Regions from separate parts of the Homo sapiens genome. Here region 1 is linked to region 2. A link is an interaction called in ENCODE POLR2A ChIA-PET data of the cell type or tissue named here. Cell type or tissue: HepG2. All regions are shown on one strand. Each heading gives the region's core, and the rest is flanking DNA. Links, peaks and the distances in the headings are about the cores only.

Region 1 (10,493 bases), core at 1,257-9,256, 77 kb before region 2:
GCCTCTGGAGAGGCAATGAGCCTACCAACACTTTGATTTCAGACATCTGGCCTCAGAGCTGTGAAGGAACAAATCCCTGTTGTTTTAAGCCACCCAGTTTGGGGTCATCTGTTATGGCAGCCCCTGGAAACAGCGACACCCCCCATCAAAGAGACCAGGCTGGAGTCTATGTTCCACCTGCAGTGGGTGGCGGGACCCGGGGCAGGTGAACTTCTCCTTTCAGATCCTCAGTCTCCTCTTCTGCTCAGTGGAGACCCATATTCCCACTCTGAAGCCTAGATTTGTGGCATCATTGTGATCGACTGTGTGGAGGGCCCAGCTGTCAAAATCCTTACTGTGTTATCATCAAAGGAGTTAACAGTAACTGTCATTTGTTCACTCAACAAATATTTATTCCTCCTGTGTGCCAGGCACTGTTCTAGGCTAAGAGTGTTGAGGGAGTGGGACCGACAACTTGCAAGATTGAGAAATCTTCATGGGACTCACAGTCAAAAGGGGGTGGGGAGAATAGGGAAAGAAACAAGTAGACCCCAAACTGGAAAATTTCGGAGAACAAGTGCTGTGACTTGGGGGTTTGTGTATAAGAGCTGGGTTGTTGTGTTCTTGCTTCTAGGGCTTTCTCTGAGCTCAGACAAGGTTACCCCCAATTCCGCTCTGCCTGAGCGTCCACTCCATGGCTTAAGGCATCACATGGCCTGAAGGCTCCTGATAAAAATACAGATATCTTGGCTCTTCAGTCTCTTCAGTGGACAATGAGTGAGCGCCTGCTGTTCGCAGGAGCCCGGGAGGAAGCTAGACACAGGAACAGGCTTTGCATAGCATTTACCTAATACTAGTGCAATGGGCATTGTATTCGTTGGCTAGGGCTGCCTTCACATGACCCCACACCTGAAGGGCTTGAACGACAGAAATGTGTCTCACAGTTCTGGGGGCTGGAGTCCAAGATCCAGGTGTCGGCCGGCTTGGTTCCTTCTGAAGGTATGAGGAAGAGTGTTCCAGGCTTCTCTCTTGGCGTCTGATGTCTTGCTGGCAATCAGTGGGGTTCCTTGGCTTATAGAAGCAATGCCACGTTCTCTGCCTTTACCTTCACGGCATTCCCTCTGTAGGCGTGCGTCTCTGTCTCTATATTTCCCTTTTGGATAAGGACACCAATCATACGGACGAGGAGCCCACCCTACATTTTTTTTTTTTTTTTGGCCTACAACAACCAGCTTTATCACCCACCATCCGTAGGCCATGAAGTGGTAGCTTGGGGACATCTTGTGGGTCACCAACACGTGGAGGGACTGGGATTTTGGCTGGGTCTGCCCACTCTCCAGCACCCCGCTGGATCTTGGTCACCTGAGTGTGGTGGGCACACCGAGGCCTGCTCTGCCCTGTCCTGCTGGGTCAGGCCTGTGTTCCTCGCTGTCCGGCCCCCACCATGCCCAGCCTTCAAGCCTCCCCTCATCCCCTCACCAGGCCTCCCGGAGGCTTCTTTTTCCTTGGGGACCAAGGAGGCTGAGGCTCAGTGTTAGGAATGCAGATTCCCAGAGCAACAAGGCTTCCGTTCCATCTATGTGAACGTGTCTCTTTGCTGCGAGGACAAGAGTGTCCCTTGTTGACAGAGGAAATCCCTGACTCCTTGGCAGGCTGTCCCCTACCCCCACGGCTTTCTGGGACCCTTGTCTGTGCTTTTCTCTTCTCTTCTTTCCTCTCCTTTTCTCTTTCTTTTCAAGACAGGGTCTTGCTCTGTCACCCAGGCTGGAGTGCAGCAGCACAGTTATGGCTCACTACAGCCTCCAACTCCAGGGCTCAAGTGATCCTCCCACCTCAGCCTCCCTAGTAGTGGGATCTGCAGGTGTGCACCACTATGCCCAGCTAATTAAAAAAAATTTTTTTTTGTACAAACAGGGTCTCACTATGTTGACTAGGCTGGTCTCAAACTCCTGGGCTGAAGGGATCCTCCCTCCTTGGCGTCCCAAAGTGCTGGGATTACAGGTGTGGGGGTAAGCCACTGCACCCAGCCACGTCTGTGCTTTCAAACACCTCTCTCAGCATTTTGCTGCTGCTTGCTTATTGCCAGCCCCTCCCCCCAGGCCATGTCGGATCGATGGCCAGGTGGCCGCCAGGTCTAGAGGACGTCGATTGTGCAAGATCGGCTTTTCAGACTGTCGGGCTAGCAGCCTGGGCTGGGGGCCTGGGCCTTTTGACCTTCCAAAGGACAGGATGGGGTACAGAGGCTAGGATCGGGGTGTCTTCACCCCCTACACAAACACACTATCCCTGCTCTGTCTCAAGCATCTGTCCCTCAGGAAGTTTGCAAGGTGGGGCCCAGGGCCTGGGAAGAGGGGAGTTTATGGGGAGGAGGCAGAGTTGTTGGGGCTGGGACGAGGGACAGTGGGCAGGGCTATGGTGTTCGGTCTCAGGGTCAGGGTCAGGCCCATGGGCAGGGGCCAGGACTCTGGGGAGGGCCACAGGAGAAGGTGAGGGAAGGTACCCCCTAACCCAGAATCCTAACCAGCCTGACAGTGCGCCCTCCTGCCCTGGCCCAGCCCTGGCTCTGCCTGGAGATGGTGCTGTACTGAGCTCATGCCCAGCCCCCATGGGCAGGGGCCTTCACACCTTAGGACACAGGGGTGCCCCCCACGCACATGTCAGGGAGGTACCTGCCTACTGCTACAGGCCCCCTTAGGGAGCACACGCCAGAGAGCATGGGGCATCTACGTGCTTGAGACATGCGTGAGGGGCCACACAGGTAGGCACCACACACATGCCACCTGTCATTGCCTGGACTTCAGTGCACAGGCACACCTGGCCCCGACACACCAGCGTGTCACCATGAGAAGAGGAGAAACCCGCTCTCGGCGCCCCCCACAGTGCTGGGCCTTCGCACACGTTGTTTCCCGTTCATCAAGAAGGGGCGAATTTTTTTCATTCGACAGATGGAAGAAGCACCGCTCAGAAGTCAGGGAATCTGCCCAGGTTCCTACAACTAAAAGGGAGCCAGGTAGGGCTGAAAACCGGCGGTCACGGCAAAGCCCGGGCGCGGGGCCCTGTCCCATCCCAGCCAATCCATAAGCATCTCACACTTCACACCCGCTGCACACTCCACTCACACGCCTCACACTCCACACATGCCTCACGCTCCACACACACCTCACACTCCACACACGTCTCACACTACACACACGCTTCACACTCCACACATGCTTCACACTACATACACCTTACACTACACACACACCTCACACTATGCACACACCTCACACTAAACACATGCCTCATATTCCACACATACTGTGAGCATGCACACACACACACACACAGCTGCACACACCTCTCATGCTCCATACACACCTCACACCATACGTACCTCAAAGACACACACACCTTACACTGCACATTCCCAGCACCCACACTGCACACACATGCACAGTCCATATGCCCACACAACACACTTCACACACCCCCCACCCCACACCATACAAACCTCACAGACACACCTCTCACACAAATCTTATACCCCACACACAATCCCTACGCTCCACACACACACACACACACACACACGCACATTCTACACATACATAATCTACACACACAAATTCCAGACTGTCTCTCTTACACACACACTCTGGGACCCATATGCCCACAGCACACAGCATCTCAGGCGTGCACCCCGCATTCTGGCCTCAGGATGTAGACTCGCTGAAAGTCAGCCTTGTCTGAGACAGACGCCCGCTGCCCTGCACGCACCCTAGAAAGCCCTGGCTCCCATCCGGCACTTCGGCACGCATATGGCTCAAACCCATCTCCACAGCAACGCTGTTCCATAGAACAACAACGCAGGTCACACTTGTGACTTAACCTGTCTAATATCCACATGCAACAAGGGGTGTGGTGGCCCGCGCCTGTAATCCCAGCTACTTGGGAGGCTGAAGCAGGAGGATCATGTGGGCCCAGGAGCTCCAGACCAGCCTGGCAACCTAATGAGACCCTGTCTCTGAAAAAAAAAAAAACAAGAGAGCCAGAAGAAAATTGCTTTTAATAATACATTTTATTTATCCCATGATCACCAGTGTTATTTCAACATAAAATCAATATAAAAATTGTTATCGCGTTGGTTGACATCCTGTTTGCACTTGGCCTTGGAAACCTGGTGTGCGTCTCCCCCGTGCAGCTTTTCTCAGTTCAGACTGACTCAAGAGCCACGGGTGACCAGCGGCTACCGTCATGGACAGCACAGCGCTACGGAACCAGGTAGGAATTCATGCTGCGTGCGGTCGCTCATGCCTGTAATCCTAGCGTTTTGGGAGGTCGAGGTGGGTGGAATCACTTGAGGTCAGGAGTTCGAGACCAGCCTGGCTAACATGGTGAAACCCCATCTCTTCTAAAATTATGAAAATTAGCCGGGCATGGTGGTGGGCGCTGTAATCCCAGCTACCTGGGAGGCTGAGGCAGGAGAATTGCTTGAACCCGGGAGGCGGAGGTTGCAGTGAGCCGAAATCACACCACTGCACTCTAGCCTGGGTGACGGAGTGAGACTCCATCTTAAAAAAAAAAAAAAAAAAAAAAAAGAACGAGGTAGGAATTCAAATAATTCCCAGCTAAACAGAAAATAGCATCAAACCCCACCCCTGCCTCCCCTTTCTCCTCTCCAGTCCCCAGAGTATATGGGCCCAGCCTCCTTTTCTCTCTCTCAGGCCAGCAGCTCCTTTAGTCTCGCCTGTCCAGGTAAGCACCTGGACTCACCCTTGTGAGCCCCTGCACTCACCTGCACCGGCCTCTGCACAGTCCCCAGTCCTTGGCTGTCCCTACCTCATGCTCTCGGGGACCAGGGGCTGTAACCAGGCAGGCATGTCACCAGGCAACGGGCCTCGGGGGAGAGCTCAGATCTCCCGCACCTGCCTGCCAGCCTCTGGGGTGCCCATGCGGGGGTGGGGGAAGATGGGGCGGGGCAGGCACTGCCTTCTCCTACCTCCTGCCTGTTTACCTGTACTTAGTCACAGTGCTGTCCAGGACCCAGCAGGAGGAGTTCCATGGAGCCTGAGGCCACAGGCCACAGGGGACAAGGGCCAGACACCCTGGTCATGGCTCTAGGCCATTGATCCAGCCTGGGCTGGCTGGGTGGGGGTGGGGAGGCCTTGGCCTGGACAAACAGAGGCTCCTGAGGCCTGTGTGCAGGCCCGGCACCTATCTGCCGCTCCCAAAGGTAAGCGGGGGCCTCCAGGACAGGGGACCGGGATCTATAAATGACCTAGTGACAGTGTCCACCCTAAGAGCTGGGCCTGGCTCCCTGCAGCCTGAGCCACCTACCCTGCTCCGAGGCCAGGCCTGCAGGGCCTCATCGGCCAGAGGGTGATCAGTGAGCAGAAGGTGAGGGGCCCACAGAGCTGGGGAGGGGAGGGACCACGCAGGGTGACACCAGGTGTGTGGACAGGCACAGCATCAGTGCTGGGTGGTTGGTGGCCTGGGATTCAGGTGGCAGGGACAGGAGGAAGGGAGAGGCCACCCTACCCCTGCCTCGCAGGACTGGACATGCTGCCCCCTCCACACCCGGTACCCCACCTGGGCCTTCTGGTGTAGGAGACAGGCCCGGAGCCCCACATTGCACCTATGTACTGACTTAAGCCCAGGACCCTGGGCTCACAGGCTCAGAGTTGGCATGTATGTGTATGTGTGTTCGTGTGTGTGTCTGTGTAGGAAGGGCGTGCATCTATGAATTTTTGTGTCATGAATAGATGTGCGTATATCCCTCCGCGTGTCTCCATCTGTGTACATCTGTGGGTCTGTGAGTGTGTTTATATGTGTGGAAGGGACCCCCACCCAGTCCCCCACACTCTCAGGACTCTAGGGCCTAATGGTTTCACTGAAAGATGCCCCTATGGCCCTAGCCCAGAGTCCCTGCTCTGCTCTGCTCTGCCCTGGCTGAGGGACCTCGGGTAAGTCATGTTACCTCTCTCTACCTCAGTTTCCCCAGCCATTAAATAGAGTCAGCAAAGTAGGCACCCCAGGCTGTTGGAGGCTGCAGTGGAGTTTGCAGCACTGCCCAGCACAGGGCTGGCACATGGTAGGAGTTCATACGCAGTGGTTGAATCCGGATCTGCATTGCTGGGGGAGTCGCGGCCCCGCCCCAAGGAGCTCAGCCTCCAGCAGGCAGACCCGAGACCCTCCAATGGCCAGAAGGGCAGGAGGGAGTGAGGAGCAGGTGCCAGGGTGGGGTCCATGGTGCTCAGAGCTGGGGGACTGCTTCAGGCCCCTGTGGCAATTGGAGCACAGTCCCCGCTTCCAGGAGTTCAATGTGAGGGGCAAAGAGAGAGTGCCCACAGGTAAGCTGCACATCGCGAGGGGCAGCCGCCCCTTCTAGGGCACTCTGGGAGAGCTGCGAAGAGGTGAGGTCTGAACTGAGGTGACAGGGGCTGCATAAGAGCTGGCCAGGTTGGGAGGTGGGGGCCCAGGCAGAAGGAAGAGTGTGGGGACGCCTGGCCGTGAACAAGCACTGACAGGGCTCAAGGTCCACGAGGGCTCTTGGTGCCGGCTGGCTGCTCTTAATCCATAAATGTTTGCTACCATCCCATTGTTAAAATTTCTCACCAATGGAAGTCCAGTGTCCTTGGGGTGCGACGGGGAAAAGAGAGGGTGGGAAAAAAGGAGGCAGGAGAAGTTGGCCAGGCCACATATGCACACAGCACCTTGGACTTCTGTAGGGAGGAAGGAGCTGGGACCTTGTCATTCATTCATTTAACAATTACTGAGTGTCCGCTGAGTACCAGACTCTGCTCTCATGCAGCTTACAGACAGGGAGGAGGCAGATAAATGACATATTTGCATATCAGGCAATTTAGGCCTCTGTAATTGCTATAAAGAAAAATGCAGGAGAGACGGGAGTGCCCAGGGAAGGCCTCTCTGGAGAGGTGACATCTGACCCTTTGGAGGAGGTAAAGGAGGGAGCCACGAGGCCAGCAGAAAGGAAAACATCCCAGGCCCAGCAAGGAGCAAACCTCCCATTCAGCAAAGAGGACAGGAAAACTGAGACCCTGGGTCTTTAGGGACTGTGTTCTAGGTGGATGGAAGCCGTGCGAGGCTTGTGGGCAGGGCACATGGTGACAACACGCAGTGGCCATTGTGTGAGAACTCACTGGGTAGGGGGGTGGGTGATTGGCTATTGCAGGAGTCGAGGTGACAGATGACGGTGGCCTGGATGATGGTGGGAGTCATGGGGGGCCAAGAAGGGGCTGGCTTTGGGGGGCATTTGGAAGGTAGGGCCACAGGCTTTTCCAAAGGTGCTGGACCCTGGGAATGGGGGAGCCGTTGTATTATAAGATAGTAAAGACAAGAGTGGCACCGTCATCTTCACAACTGTCCACTGCCCCTCCTCCTGCTGGGCAGGAAACCCAAGAGGATGGGAATGAGGTCTCTTAGAGTCACCATGTGCCACCCTGTCGCCACCACAGAGCCTGGCACCAAGCAGGTGCTAGACAAAGATAGGGTGACTGAGCATTGAACCTGGGACCCCACAGGCCCACACCATTGTCCATGCCCCAGTGCCAGGCCTCACAAGTCCTCCTTCCTGGAGGCAGCAAGATAGAAAGCCCTGTACCAGGGGCCTAGAGACTTGGCAGTTTCATTCACTCATTCTTTCTGATCCTTCACTCATGTGACGGGCTGTGCGGCGTTCCATGGGGAACCCCAGAGGTGAGCAAGATGCTGGCCCTGCCTGTTCTGTAGGGGACAGAGGCAAGACCCAAAGCCAAGGCATATTCTTGATCTGATCAAGGGCTGCCCAGGGGAGGGGGCAGCTTAACTAGCCAGGGGCCCAGAACCCAGTGCCTGGCAGGTCGCCTGGTAAGAGTTCCCCACAGTCCAGGCAGGGGGACTCAGCTGCACAAAGGCAGGGTCTCGTGGGCCTGGGGCACCATGTGCATGATGGAAGTTATAGCCACGAGGAGGGTGGACAGCAGCCTGGCCATGGAGGGTCTTGGATGTCGCAGCAAGGGGTTTGGATGATAAGTGGCTGGGAGCTGTGAAAGGATCCTGAGCAGGTGAGCGATTGAGCTGGGGAGGGAGGATGCGCTGGAAGACGCAATGGAGGCAGGGGACCTAGTGAGGAGGCCGCCCCAGGGGTTTGGGTGGGAAGTTATGATGAGCCCGGGGGAATTAATTTCCCACTACTGCCATTTGGACCATGGCTTGGGTTTTTACAGAGGGTGTCCTGAAAATGAGCCTCTCTGTGCTGCTCAAAGTCCTCCCAGATGGATGCGAGGGGCATTTAGAGGGAGGCAAAATCTGCATAGAGAAGGACGCCTGGCTTGGAGGATGAGAGGGGAGGGGAGGCCCACCAAGCACCCCACCATGAGCTGCCCCTCTTCGGGCTTCCTCTAATGGACCCACGACCTGCTCCGAGCCTCAGTTTCCCTCTCTTTACACTGATTATCTGAGAGGTAGTAGGGCTCAGTGATCAGGGCGTCACTCTGAAGTCAATCTGCTTGACTTTGCAGCCTGGCTGTGCTGCTGACCAGCTGTGTGACCTTAGCCAAGCTGCTCAACCTCTCTGTGCCTTGACTCTCCCATCTGTAAAGTAGGAGTGATCAGAGTACCTGTCCCCACAGGATCTGTGTAAGGCTTACATGAGAAAGTGCACATAAAGCAACAGAGACAATTGAAATAAATGTCACCTGTTACCACCTCTATGCCCCCGAGTCCCCATGGCTCTATGACTCATCCCAAAATAGCTCCTTTGTGATCCAGACTCAAGAGTAAAACAGGGCCAGGTATGGTGGCTCACATCTGTAATCTCAACACTTCAGGAGGCCAAGGTGAGGGGATCGCTTGAGGCCAGGTGTTTGAGACCTGGTCTCTACAAAAAATAAAACTATAAAATTAGCCAGGTGTGCTGGTGCACCTGTAGTCCCAGCTACTTGGGAGGCTGAGGTGGGAGGATCACTCGAACCCAGGAGTTGGAGGCTGGGGTGAGCTATGATCGTGCTACCATACTCCAGCCTGGGTGACAGAGTGAGATCCTGTCCCTTAAACAAAAGGGGTGCGACGGGAATATGGTGTCCTCCTCTGGCAGAGGGAGGGGACGAGGGACTGAAAGAAGGGCAAGGAGCCAACCCATCACCTGGGATCTTCCCAATCCAGCAAACCTTCTCAGATTTTGAGGACAGCCACCTCAGTCAGAGGTGGCCAGCCCAGGACAGACAGGCAGCTCTGCGCTGGGGACTCAAACCTGCCATGTGGCCTCATGCAAGAGTCTCAGCACCCTGTTACTGGTCTGTTTCTTGCCTGTTTCTCACTAGGGATGCTGTGAACATTTGAGGAAGTGGGCGGGGCTGTCCCACCCGTTGCCGGACGTTTACCATTTACCATTCCCTGGCCTTGGCCCCATAAAAGCCAGTAGGGCCCACTCCACATGCAGGAATGTCCTAGCTTAGTTGTGGAGGGGGATGTCATGCCCAGTGAGGGTCCCCTGCAGTCCCTCCCTTCCTTGTATCTGATGGGGGCCGCTCAACAGAGTCACTGTGGCTTGACACCAAAGACCCTTAGCTGGGAACGATGCCAAGGGGAGCTGGAGGGAGCCAGGAAGCTGGGAGAAGGGCCAGGGCCCTTCACATCCACCTGGGAGGACTTTGAGCATTACTAAAGAGCCCCGTTTTTGGAAACCCGCTGTGTAAAATCCCAAGATACAGCCCAAAGGAAGCCCCGCCTGCATCTGGGGTGCATTTTATTTATTTTTTTATGTTTTTTTTTTTCTCAAGCAGAGTCTTGCTCTGTCACCCAGGCTGGAGTACAATGGCATGATCTCAGCTCACTGCAACCTCCCCTGACCAGGTTCAAGTGATTCTCCTGCCTCAGCCTCCCGAGTAGCTGGGATTACAGGTGCCCACCACCACAGCCGGCTAATTTTTGTATTTTTCATAGTGACAGGGTTTCACCATATTGGCCAGGCTGATCTCGAACTCCTGACCTCAGGTGATCCACTCACCTCAGCCTCCCAAAGTGTTGGGATTACAGGCGTGAGCCACGGCACCCGGCCCTGGGGTGCATTTTAAAGCTACACGGTATTTATGGATATAGTAAGAGGAGATGAACTTCGCAGTAGTCTGGAGCCTTTGCTCTCCCGGTGGGTGGGTCAAAGGCTTTCTCTGTACTGTGGGGAAACCTGCGTCAAAGGCCAAATACATTGGGATGTTTGCTTGAAAGGGTCTCAAAATAGAGTTGGAACCCTGGAGCGTGGAGAGGGGCGACATTCAGTTGCTATTTAATCATGATTTGTTAATTAACAGCTCATTTATGGGAGGCATCTTAGATTCGTGGAAAAAGCAGGGAGTCAGACATCTAGACTCAACCTCCACTTCCCTGCTGTGTGATCTTGGGCAAGCGGCTTAGCCTCTCTGGGCTTCAGGGTTTTTTTAATCTGTAAAATGCGTCTGGGAGTGAATGTCAGGTATTCAAATCACACTGGGAAAATGGGGCTAGGAAAAGCCCTAGACTGAGTTAGTGCTAGAACA
Region 2 (10,493 bases), core at 1,310-9,309:
TGGGAGGGTTTGGGAGGCTGATGTGCCAATCCAGGTGGGAGCTGGCAAGGCCAGAGCAGACACTTCAATGGGGCATGCCAAGGGTCATTGAGTCAAGATGGCAGAGGCTAGACATGAGTACAGGGCTGAGGAAGGGCAACCAGGCAGCCAGAAATGTCTCAGAGCCAGGGGCGTGGTGAACAAGCAGGTAACATGAGGGTGGGCACACCGAAGGACCCATACCACCCTCGGCGGCTCTGCTCTGCTCTTACAGATGCTCCTCCTGGCCCGGAGCTCCCAGCCAGCCCACAGCGGCTCTTGTCTCTAGTGGTTTCTGCCTGTCCCTGCCCATCATGCATCTCTCCTACCTAGAATGATGCACAGCTCCTTATTCCCACTTCCGGAGCTGCATGTGTAGCTCCAGTCATTGGAAAAGCAAGCACAGCCTGGTACTGAATTTCTCCCCTAATTCGCTTTCTGCAGGTTACAGGAGGGGCATTTACCTGCCACTTTGCAGAAGGTGAGAAAGGCACCTCAAGAAAAGGAATAAGCTGAAGTGAATAAAATTCATATTCACATGCTTTCTTGTTTTTATTTTCTTTTTATTTGTTTGTTTTTAGAGACAGGATCTTGCTGTGTTGCCCAGGCTAGAGTGCAGGGATGCAGTCATGGCTCACTGCAGCCTTGAACTTCTCCTGGGCTCAAGTGATCCTCCTGCTTCAGCCTCCTGAGTAGTTTGGACGACAGGTGTGCAACCACCATGCCCAGCTAATCTATGTTTTTGAAGAGACAGGGTCTTCACTTGTTGCCCAGGCTGATCTCAAATTCCTGGCCTCAAGCAATCCTCCTGCCCGGGACTCCCAAAGTGCTGTGATTACAAGCATGAGCCACCGTGCCTGTCCTTGCTTTTACTTTGAAGTCAATCAGGCAGCATAAAAAAAAAAAAAGTTCTGGAGAGGTCAGGCGCGGTGGCTCACACCTGTAATCCCAGCACTTTGGGAGGCTGAGGCAGGTGGATCACAAGGTCAAGAGATCGAGACCATCCTGGCCCACATGGTGAAACCCCGTCTCTACTGAAAATTCAAAAATTAGCTGGGCGTAGTGGCAGGTGCCTGTGGTCCCAGCTACTCGGCAGGCTGAGGCAGGAGAATCACTTGAACCCGGGAGGTGGAGGTTGCAGTGAGCTGAGATTGTGCCACCGCACTCCAGTCTGGTGATAGAGCTAGACTCCGTCTCAAAAAAAAAAAAAAAAAAGTCCCGGAGAAACATATCAAAGAGCACACAGCTAGCCAGACAAGTAAATTAGCCTTTGGTTGCCCTGTTCCTCACTTGTGTACAAAGGTGTGAACGTGCATGTGTTTGTGTGCGTGTGCATACACACCTATGTGTTTTAAGGGGTGTATGACACCTCCCCACCCAGAGAGAAGCCTGCTCCCTCTTCTGTGATCCCCTCCCCAATTCTGTCTTGTAGTGGACAAAAGCCTTGTGGTCATTCTGTCTAGGATTCAGAGCCCAGCCCCAGATCTAACCTCTCCTGTCATCTTGGGCAAGTCACTTGACTTTTTTTTTTTTTTTTTTTTTTTGAGGCAAAGTTGCCCAGGCTGGAGTGCAGTGGCGCGATCCCAGCTCACTGCAACCTCCGCCTCCTGGGTTCAAGTGATTCTCCTACCTCAGCCTCCCAAATAGCTGGGATTACAGGCACCCACCACCACGTCCAGCTAATGTTTTGTATTTTTAGTAGAGACGGGGTTTGACTATGTTGGCCAGGCTGTCACGAACTCCTGACCTCAATCACCTGACTTATGGAGGATAATAACACCTGTTTCTCGGAGTGGTTAGAGTAAATGGAGGCAAAGCACTTAGCATCCTCTCTGGCACATGGAAACAGTAAACAGGAGGGGTTATTAAGGTGCCTCTCAGCCCTGAGAGTGTACTTGTGTAATATTAAACATTCATTGGCCCCTGCAGAGACAAAGGGAAAGCTTCCCTTTCTCCTCGTGAAGGCTCGCTGAAAATCAACAGACAAAAGGAAGATTAATTGGAGAAAAGACAAAATTTATTTCAACGTGCAGAGCATGAGGGAATCACAGAAGTTACCCAATAACCCAGTGGGGTACAGGTGCATGCGCCCTTCTTCACGGGGGAAGGAGAGATGGGGGACACGTGGCAATTTGAAGGACAGTCAATGGTTTTTAGGGGGGAAATGAATGAGTCCAGCGTCCAGATGATAATTAATAATTTCTTTGGACATTGAAAGGGAAAGAGAGCAGATAATGGTTTGGGATGAAGTTTATCTGGGCTGTAGGTGTGGTGTTTAATGTTCAGTCTCATATCCTCTAGGATATGAGTTTTAACCTCTAGCTAATGATATTCCAGGGAAGGTAATTGTGTTCCCCTTTGGCAGGTCCCGTTTCTAGGCAGATAAAGAAACTTCAGAGAACAGCGTCATCCTGCACTTTGAGAGAGACAGAGGATTCAGAGAAGGAGGCAGGGAGGTCAGATAGACCTTGAGGCTGCTTCATGTCAGAGCGCCATATTTTAGGGCAATGCTTTCTGAGCCCCTAACCCCCCATCCATGTCAGTTGCTGTGCTGGTACCAGGACAAGAAACATGAATAAGATACGTTACCCCTCAAGGTTTTACAGCCCAGCCAAGGGAGGCAGGCAGGGCAGGTGCAGGACAGGAGAGCAGTAACAGTAACAATACAACATGGTGGTCGGGCACAGTGGCTCAGGCCTGTAATCCCAGCACTTTGAGAGGCCAAGGCAGGCAGAACACTTGAGGTCAGGAGTTTGAGACCAGCCTGACCAACATGGTGAAACCCCGTCTCTACTAAAAATACAAAAATCAGCCAGGTGTGGTGGTGGGCACCTGTAATCCCAGCTACTCCAGAGGCTGAGGCACAAGAATCGCTTGAAACTGGGAGGTGGAGGTTGCAGTGAGCTGAGATCTTGCCATTGCACTTCAGCCTGGGTGACAGAGCGAGACTCCATCTTAAAACAAACAACAAACAAACAAACAAGCCCGTGGATTTGGTGCTTATGAGGTCAGCTTCTGCTCTCAGTGCTATGTATGAACCAAATCACTTCATCCTCACAGCAATCCTATAAAGTGGATTATTGCCACGTCTCAGATGAGGAAATCCAGGCCCCTCTGCCCACACTCACGGCCAGGGAGTTGGAGGTCAGGGTGCTCCGGAGGCTGCCCTTTGAACCGTCCCCTGCTGCAGCTCTCCCTGGAGCAAGAGGGCACAGTCCAGGGAATTCATAAAAGGGACTATGCGTGGGTGTGGAGGTGCCTCTCAGACCCAGAACCAGCCCCCCAACCCATGGCGGTTCTCTGTGTTTCCACTTCTCAGATACTCCTCGCCACGCTGTTGCCAGGATCCATGTCTGTCCCTCCCCATGGGGCGAATGCCCCCTCTCAGGGCTGGTCTTTATCCTCCATGCCCCCAGATCCTGCCACAGGGCCTGTCCCTAGGAAGTACCCTGGAATGAATGGAGGAGACAGGCTGAGTGCTGGGTGCGGGCTGAGTGGGGGACTTGGACAAAGGCAATGGGAGTAGAGGTGGAGGTCTGACCGGCTGTAGGTAAGTGGGACAGAGTCTCAGATCACTTGCTGCCAGGTGTGGGCCTGGGTGACCCACAAGTGGTGACCGTGCACACTGAGACAGGGGACACAGGTGGAGGAGCAGGCTTGGGGCTGGGAGGCCATGACTCAGGGATCTGAGTTCAGGAGGAATCGAGTTGCGGGAGGCCCCGATTCCAGAGTCACTGGCTCAGCACAGTCGTTGAAACCATCCGAATGGCAGCATTATCTAGAGAGCGGGCCCGCCTCGAAGCAGGCCGAGGGAGACTCCAGAGAACACAGACGGGAAACCAGAAGGGCAGTCAGCTAGGATTCAGTATCGAGGACCTGAAGACCTCAACATCCTGACAGTTGAGGGGCAAGGAGCCCCTGCAGGTATCGCTGTGCAATCAAGGGATCAAACAAAGCCCCCAGAAGTTCAGGCAAGATCAGCCTACCAAGTTCCACCCCTAGTAGGTTAATAGGCAAAAAATTTAGGTGCTTAAAATAACACTTTCCGTTAACCTGAATATTTCAACATTTCATCTTCCCCCAAGTGATTCATCCTCCATGAGTTAAGGATAATAAAGCTCCATTGTGCTTATAGAGCTGAGGTTATTCCAGTAGGTGTGACACCTGACTTCATTTTGAGCCTTACCTGATGTGACATCACACCCACACTGGGCATGGCAGAACTGAGTTTGCTCCCATTTTTCAGATGAGAAGACTGAGGCCCCAACAGGAAGGCTCTGGAACGCAGACCTTCTGGGGCCTTGTGCAAAGCTGATTCCACAGCACCAGGACCAGATCGCTGCATGGATCCATATTCAGCCCACTGTGTGGATGGGGGCTTTGATCTCTGGAGGCAATGACCCAGGAAGTGGAAAACATTCCAGGGCAGCTGGTTAGGCAAGGTTGGGAAACGCATTTCCAACTGTTCCTGACACAGAGGGGGCGCCGAGCAAATATTTGCCAAGTGGATAAAAATTTCATCATTCTTGTTGCTCAGTGTTGCAAGTTCCTGCCTCGAACACACAGGTTGGGTAGGGCGGGCCCTGGCAGAGGCCAGGATCCTGCAGTCAGTGGTTAATTATTCTAAGAGTTCAGGCTTGCAGGAGGCGGGACGGAGCTGGGCGGAGGGTGCGTGTCTAGTTCATTCCTAACAAACTCCTGCAAAGTTAAACTGAAGCTCTGTAGTCCTAGAAAGGTGCGGCTAGATCGCCCACCTCTAGGCAGGTCACCTCCGAGCCTGTCCAGACCCAAGGAGGACCTTCCCAGGAGAAAAAAGCCCGGGCTGGAATCAGCCTTGGTTTCCTTGCTGCAGGTTGGACTAGGGTAGGGGAAGGGCGCCTAACCCAAACCCATTGGTTAAATTCCACTGCTCAAGGTTTCCCTGTGGAGCTGAGAAACACGTGGCCATCTTCCCTGAGCTTCTCATGCGTTTCTGTTCTCACCTTGATCCTGGAATCTGGAAAACCATGGCAGGCAAGATCCGCTGGAGAAACTCCTCCCCTGGAGAATTCTAACTCCAGTTAGGTTCCTCTAGCAAACTAGCTGTGTGCCCTGAGGCAAATCACTGAACCTCTCTGAGCTTGTTTTCCCACCTGTAAAATTAGTCTGTTGTGAAATAGATCATTTCACAGCACCCCCTTCTCTCTGGAAATGTACTCTAAAAGACTAGTTTCTCCTCCCTAGTTTGGAAGCTTTGAGAGGGCTGGGACACAATTCTATTTGTCACTCTCTCTCCTCCAATGCCGGAAGTGCAGAAGGCACTTAACATGCTGAATAAGTAAAACTCCTTTAAAACTAATGGGAAGAAACCCTTGGTGTTTACTCTGCACCAAGCAAAACAGTTTCTGTGGATTATCTCATGTAATCCTCATACTGCTCAGGAAGGTACTTCTTTTTTTGAGATACGATCTTGCTCTGTTTCCCAGGCTGGAGTGCGGTGGTGTCATCACAGCTCACTGCAGCCTTGACCTCCCAGGCTCAAGCGATCTTTGCACTTCAGCCTCCCAAGTAGCTGTGACTACAGGCACATGCCACTCTGCCCGGCTCATCTTTTTTCTTATTTTTGCCTACAGATGAGGTCTCACTATGTTGTCCAGGCTGGTCTTGAACTCCTGAGTTCAAGTGATCCTCCCACCTATGCCTCCCAAAGTGTTGAGGTTACAGGCGTGAGCCACCGTGCTGGCCAGGAAGGTACTATTTTGCCCGTTTTACAGGTGAAGAAACGGGTCTGGGCGCTGTGGCTCACGCCTGTAATCCCAACACTTTGGGAGGCCGAGGAAGGTGGATCACGAGGGCAGGAGTTTGAGACCAGCCTGGCCAACATGGTGAAACCCTGTCTCTACTAAAAATACAAAAATTAGCCGGGCGTGATGGTGAGTGCCTGTAATCCCAGCTACTCAGGAGGCTGAGGTAGGAGAATCGCTTGAACCCGCGAGGCAGAGGTTTCAGGGAGCCGAGATCGTGCCATTGCACTCCAGCCCGCGCAACAGAGCAAGACTCTTATCTCGGGGTGGGGGGGAAAAAAGAAACGGAAGCCTGCAGAGGCTGGGCAGCATGTTCGAGGTCAGGCTGCCTTGTGTGGAGTGGTTGGGACTGGAAGCTGGATCAGAACCTCACATGTTTGCAGACAAACTTGTCTCCTCAAAGTGGCAGAGCCATTCCAGGAAGGAAAACTAAAGCTTGTCTGAGACCGGCCAGAAAGGGGGGAGTGTCTAAACTGCCTCACTTCCACTTCTGGGAGAAGGTGCTTATGATGGGGAGTCGGGGAGCCCCTCCATGTTGGGGTTCCCTGTCTACACTGTTCCTGACTGCAGTGGTCAATTGTGTTATTTGCCCCTAGGGCAGTGGTTCTTGACTGGGGGTGATTTTTGCCCCCCAGGGGACATCCGGCCACATCTGGAGACTTTCAGTTGTCATAACTGGGCAGTGTTACTGGCATCTAGTGGGCAGAGGCCAGAAACGCGGCCAAGCATCCCCCAGCACACAGGACGGCCCCCATGACAAGGAATCATTCAGTGTAAATGTCAGCAGCACTGAGGCTGAGAACCCCCGGTGTGGAAAACGGGGACTCTGCAGTGGACTCTTGGAAGGGCTCTCATCTGAGTTTCTTCTTCGGAAGTACACGATTCCCATGTTTTAGGGGAGGAAACTGAGGCTCCGAGAGGTTGGGAGTTACTTTAGAGCTCTTACTTGGAAAACCAAGATTCTAGGCTGTGTCGATTTCTCCCGTCCCTGCGGACTTGGGAAATGACTCAGCATCAGGGGGAAGTTGAGGGGATACAGTCAGGTGAAAAGAGGAATAAACTGAGTCAGGGAATCTGGATCTGGCCCTGGCTCTTCATAAATTCAGTGTGGCCTTGGTAAGTCACTGCCCCTCTCTGGTCTCGTTTCCAAAGGAAGGGCCAATAAGATAACTTCGAGCTCTCCCCAGTACCGCCTGGCAGGACACTGCCCCTGCGCTGCTGAGATGGTGCCTGAGGGCTGGAAAGACGGGGAGGGGCAATCCAGGTCGTGATGGGCAGGGGGGAGTTTGGGGCCTTCTCAGACACCTACGTCCACCTCTGCACAAAGGATAAATCCCGGGCAAGGAGGATGGAACCCCTACCCTTGGGAAATGGGGAGAGATGTTCTCTTTGAGCAGAAAGAATCAAACTCCCTGGGTCCACCCACTCCGGGAATTCCACAGACCAGCCCCCAAGTGTGAGCTTCCAGAGTTTAGAGCCAGGTTCTCCTCCAATTCAGCTCAGCTTAGCCCTTCCCTAGAACATCCCAGCTGGGCTGGGACATTCCTCCTTGGCATGGCACAGGCTTCTGTTAAGCTCTGGCCCCATCTTCTTCTGGAAATGAGATGTACTATTTACCTGCTAGAAGGGCAGGTGGTGGGAGAGTAGCTTTGGGTGGGACCACAGACATGTCACAGCAAAATTCACCTTAAATAGCCCAGATGCCAGAAGGGAGAACGCCCAGGATTATGGGGTGAGGGACAGCTTGCTAGGGGCTAGCTCAGTCACAGAAGTGGGGAGCTCTGGGGCCCCAGCACTGCTTGGAAGGCAGAGACAGGATCTCCAAGACCCTCAGGCTCCCCAGAGTGACCTTTGCTGGGCATGACAGAACCCCTGGCTCCTTAGGAAAACCGAGGCAGCCCCAGAGCTACAAGATTTAGCACTTGGTTATTTTATTTCCTCAAAAATAAAACAGAAAGGAGGCGGGGCCCCAGCTCAGCACCAGGTGGGCAGCTCGGAGTTGTGGCCTCCCTCCTCCAGGGCTCGCCTCCGCCTTTCCTCCCGCCCCTACTGGCAGCCAACAAGTCAACGGAATTCCTGGCCTTTGAGATGTCACCCCAAATGCCACCTGAGTTGAGTGAAGAAACACTCTCTTGGTGAAAGCAGAAGCGGAGCTACCAGGCCAGGCATTGCTGGTGGCCGGCATCACCTGAGCTCGCCTGTGTCCTGCCCAGCTTCAGTGGGTCTTCCCCCGGCCCTCTGAGATGACATCCTCGGGCCGGGCGCGCATGTACCACTCCACCCAGGAGCCATCGTAGATGGGCACGTCTGGCTTGCCGCAGAGGTAGGCCCCTAGTGCCACGTGGCAGGCTGTGACGCCAGAGCCACACGTGGCCACCAGTGGCTTAGACAGGTCCACTTTCTTCTCCTGGAACAGATGGCGGATCTCCTCAGGGCTCTTCTCCAGCCCCTCCTGGCTCAGGAAGTCTGTGAAGGGGATGTTCACGGTACCTGGGATGTGGCCAGGTTCAATGCCTACAGCAGGGGAGCAGGGAGGAGGGGACAAATAGAAGGATGCTATGAATGGTACCTCGTATTTGTGGTGCTCGAGATATTGAGAGCATCCCATGCAAGCATGGTGCTAAATCCTTTATATCCACCATCTCATTTAATTCTCACAACCATAAAACCTGAGCACTGTTTAGAGGAGCCCCCATTTTATACACGGTGATGCTGAGGTTAAGTACCACCTGAGGCTAACACATCTAGCAAATTGCTGACTGAACTTTGAACCTAAGAACTGGGCCCCAAGGTTTCCTGACTATGCACCCTAGGGACAGCAAAGCAATAAACAAGACCCCTGCCTAGCTAGAACGTGCAGTACCTGCAGGCAAGGAGCTTTAATCTGGCAGGGCAGACAGGCAACTGAATAATTACAAGCATAATGGGTGTTCCAAAAGTGCCCTACTGGGTGGCCTGGGGCATGTAAAAAAAAAATAACGCCAGTAACAGCAATAGCTGATATTATTATTACTGAGACAGGGTCTCATTCTGTTGCCCAGGCTGAAGTGCAGTGGCATGATCAAGGCTCACTGCAGCCTCAACCTCCTGGGCTCAAGCAATCCTCCTGCCTCAGCTTCCCCCCGAGGGGCTGGGACTACTACAGGCACATGCCACCATGCTCAGCTAATTTCCTTTTTTTGTTCTTTTTTTTTTTTTTGAGATGGAGTTTTGCTCTTGTTGCCCAGGCTGGAGTGCAGTGGCATGATCTTGGCTTACTGCAACCTCCACCTCCTGGGTTCAAGTGATTCTCCTGCCTCAGCCTCCTGAGTAGCTGGGATTACAGGCACCCATCACACCTGGCTAATTTTTGTATTTTTAGTAGAGACGGGGTTTCACCATATTGGCCAGGGTGGTCTCGAACTCCTGACCTCAGATGATCCACCTGCCTTGGCCTCCCAAAGTGCTGGGATTACAGGTGTGAACCACCACGCCTGGCCTAATTTGGTTTTTATAGACATGGGGTCTCAGTATGTGGCTCAGGATGGTCTTGAATTCCTGGCCTCAAGTAATCCTTCTGCCTCAGCTTCCCAAAGTGCTGGGAATATAGGAGTAAGCCACCTTGCCTGGCCAATAGCTGATGTTATTGAATGCTTACTTTCTGCCAGGCACTGTTTGGAGACGGTCAGCTATACTTTCTCCTTGAATCCACCCCAAAATTCTCTGGGAAAGAAATTATTATCCTCTCTTTTGTAAAGATGAAGAGAATGAAGTACAAAGACTAGCTTGTGCAAGCTAGCAGAGGGCAGGGAGGAGTAAACCCAGGCAAGTCTATGCTTCCCACCTTCACGCCACACTGGCTGGGGGCTCAGTGGGTGGAGGAAGTTTCTCTGAGAATGCCCCGAAGGATGAGTAGGATTCAGTCACATAAAGGGGTCTGGGTGGATGGAGGCCTAGAGCATCCCAGGCAGAGGGAATCTGAAAGGCGAGGGAACCACCTGTTGCCCGGAGGGGTTAAAGGTCATTGTCACGAAAGCCCAGACAGTGAGAAGCCAGAGGCCCAAAGGGGAAGCTGAAGGGGATGGGAACGCCTTAGCAGGCCTGGAGTAAGACTTGGGGGCTTTGACCTGACTGCAGGGGGAACTCAGGCTTCTGCGTTTACTTTTTTACTGTTACTTTTAATTTTTTTTATTGAGAAGGGGCTTGCCATCATGTCCAGGATGGTCTTGAACTCCTGGGCTCAAGGGATCCTCCCACCTCAGCCTTCCAAAGTGTGAGGATTATAGGTAGGAGTTACCTTGCCCAACCTAGATTTCCATTTTTAAACGATCATTTTGATTGTAGCAGAAAGAATGGGATGGGAAAGGCCCACACCTCTGCAGACTCCCAGGGTGTTTTTTGTTTTCACTGCCCCACCTTGAGGCAGGGGTTACTAACATTCCCATTTTCATGCAGGACTGGGATTTGCAACAAAATAAACCTTCACAACTAACGCTTGGGCTGGGCACGGTGGCTCACGCCTGTAATCCCAGCACTTTGGGAGGCCGAGGGGGGCAGATTACCTGAGGTTGGGAGTTCGAGACCAGCCTGACCAACATGGAGAAACCCCGTCTCTACTAATAATACAAACATTAGCCGGGCGTGGTGGCACATGCCTGTAATCCCAGCTACTCGGGAGGCTAAGGCAGGAGAATCACTTGAACCCGGGAGGCG

What was found. ChIA-PET counts read pairs that join two places held together with the same protein. Peaks named below come from ENCODE experiments on the same cell type or tissue, not always from the same donor. Only the 100,000 strongest peaks of a DNase experiment are listed, where the experiment ranks them.
Region 1: POLR2A ChIA-PET joins it to region 2 with 7 read pairs; 3 of 35 experiments call an interaction of 5 or more read pairs at or near these places.

What each region holds. Positions count from the first base shown.
Region 1 is chr22:37,104,204-37,114,696 of GRCh38, reverse strand. It overlaps TMPRSS6 (transmembrane serine protease 6), which reads left to right and starts at 4,984. Exons shown (of 18, transcript NM_001374504.1): 1 at 4,984-5,194. RefSeq lists an enhancer at 6,253-6,754. In HepG2, for the core only: no CTCF peak of the experiment used is centred there; DNase peaks (open chromatin) are centred at 2,086, 5,076 and 6,536; H3K4me3 peaks cover 636 bases.
Region 2 is chr22:37,027,038-37,037,530 of GRCh38, reverse strand. MPST (mercaptopyruvate sulfurtransferase) reads right to left here. Exons shown (of 3, transcript NM_021126.8): 3 at 7,716-8,315. The coding sequence ends at 8,017. LOC112268295 (a long non-coding RNA gene) reads right to left here and starts at 5,482. Exons shown (of 2, transcript XR_002958751.1): 1 at 4,205-5,482; 2 at 2,018-2,972. RefSeq lists enhancers at 3,452-4,117, 4,210-4,727. In HepG2, for the core only: a CTCF peak has its summit at 6,498 (motif pointing left); DNase peaks (open chromatin) are centred at 3,200, 3,700, 4,420 and 5,430; H3K4me3 peaks cover 1,203 bases.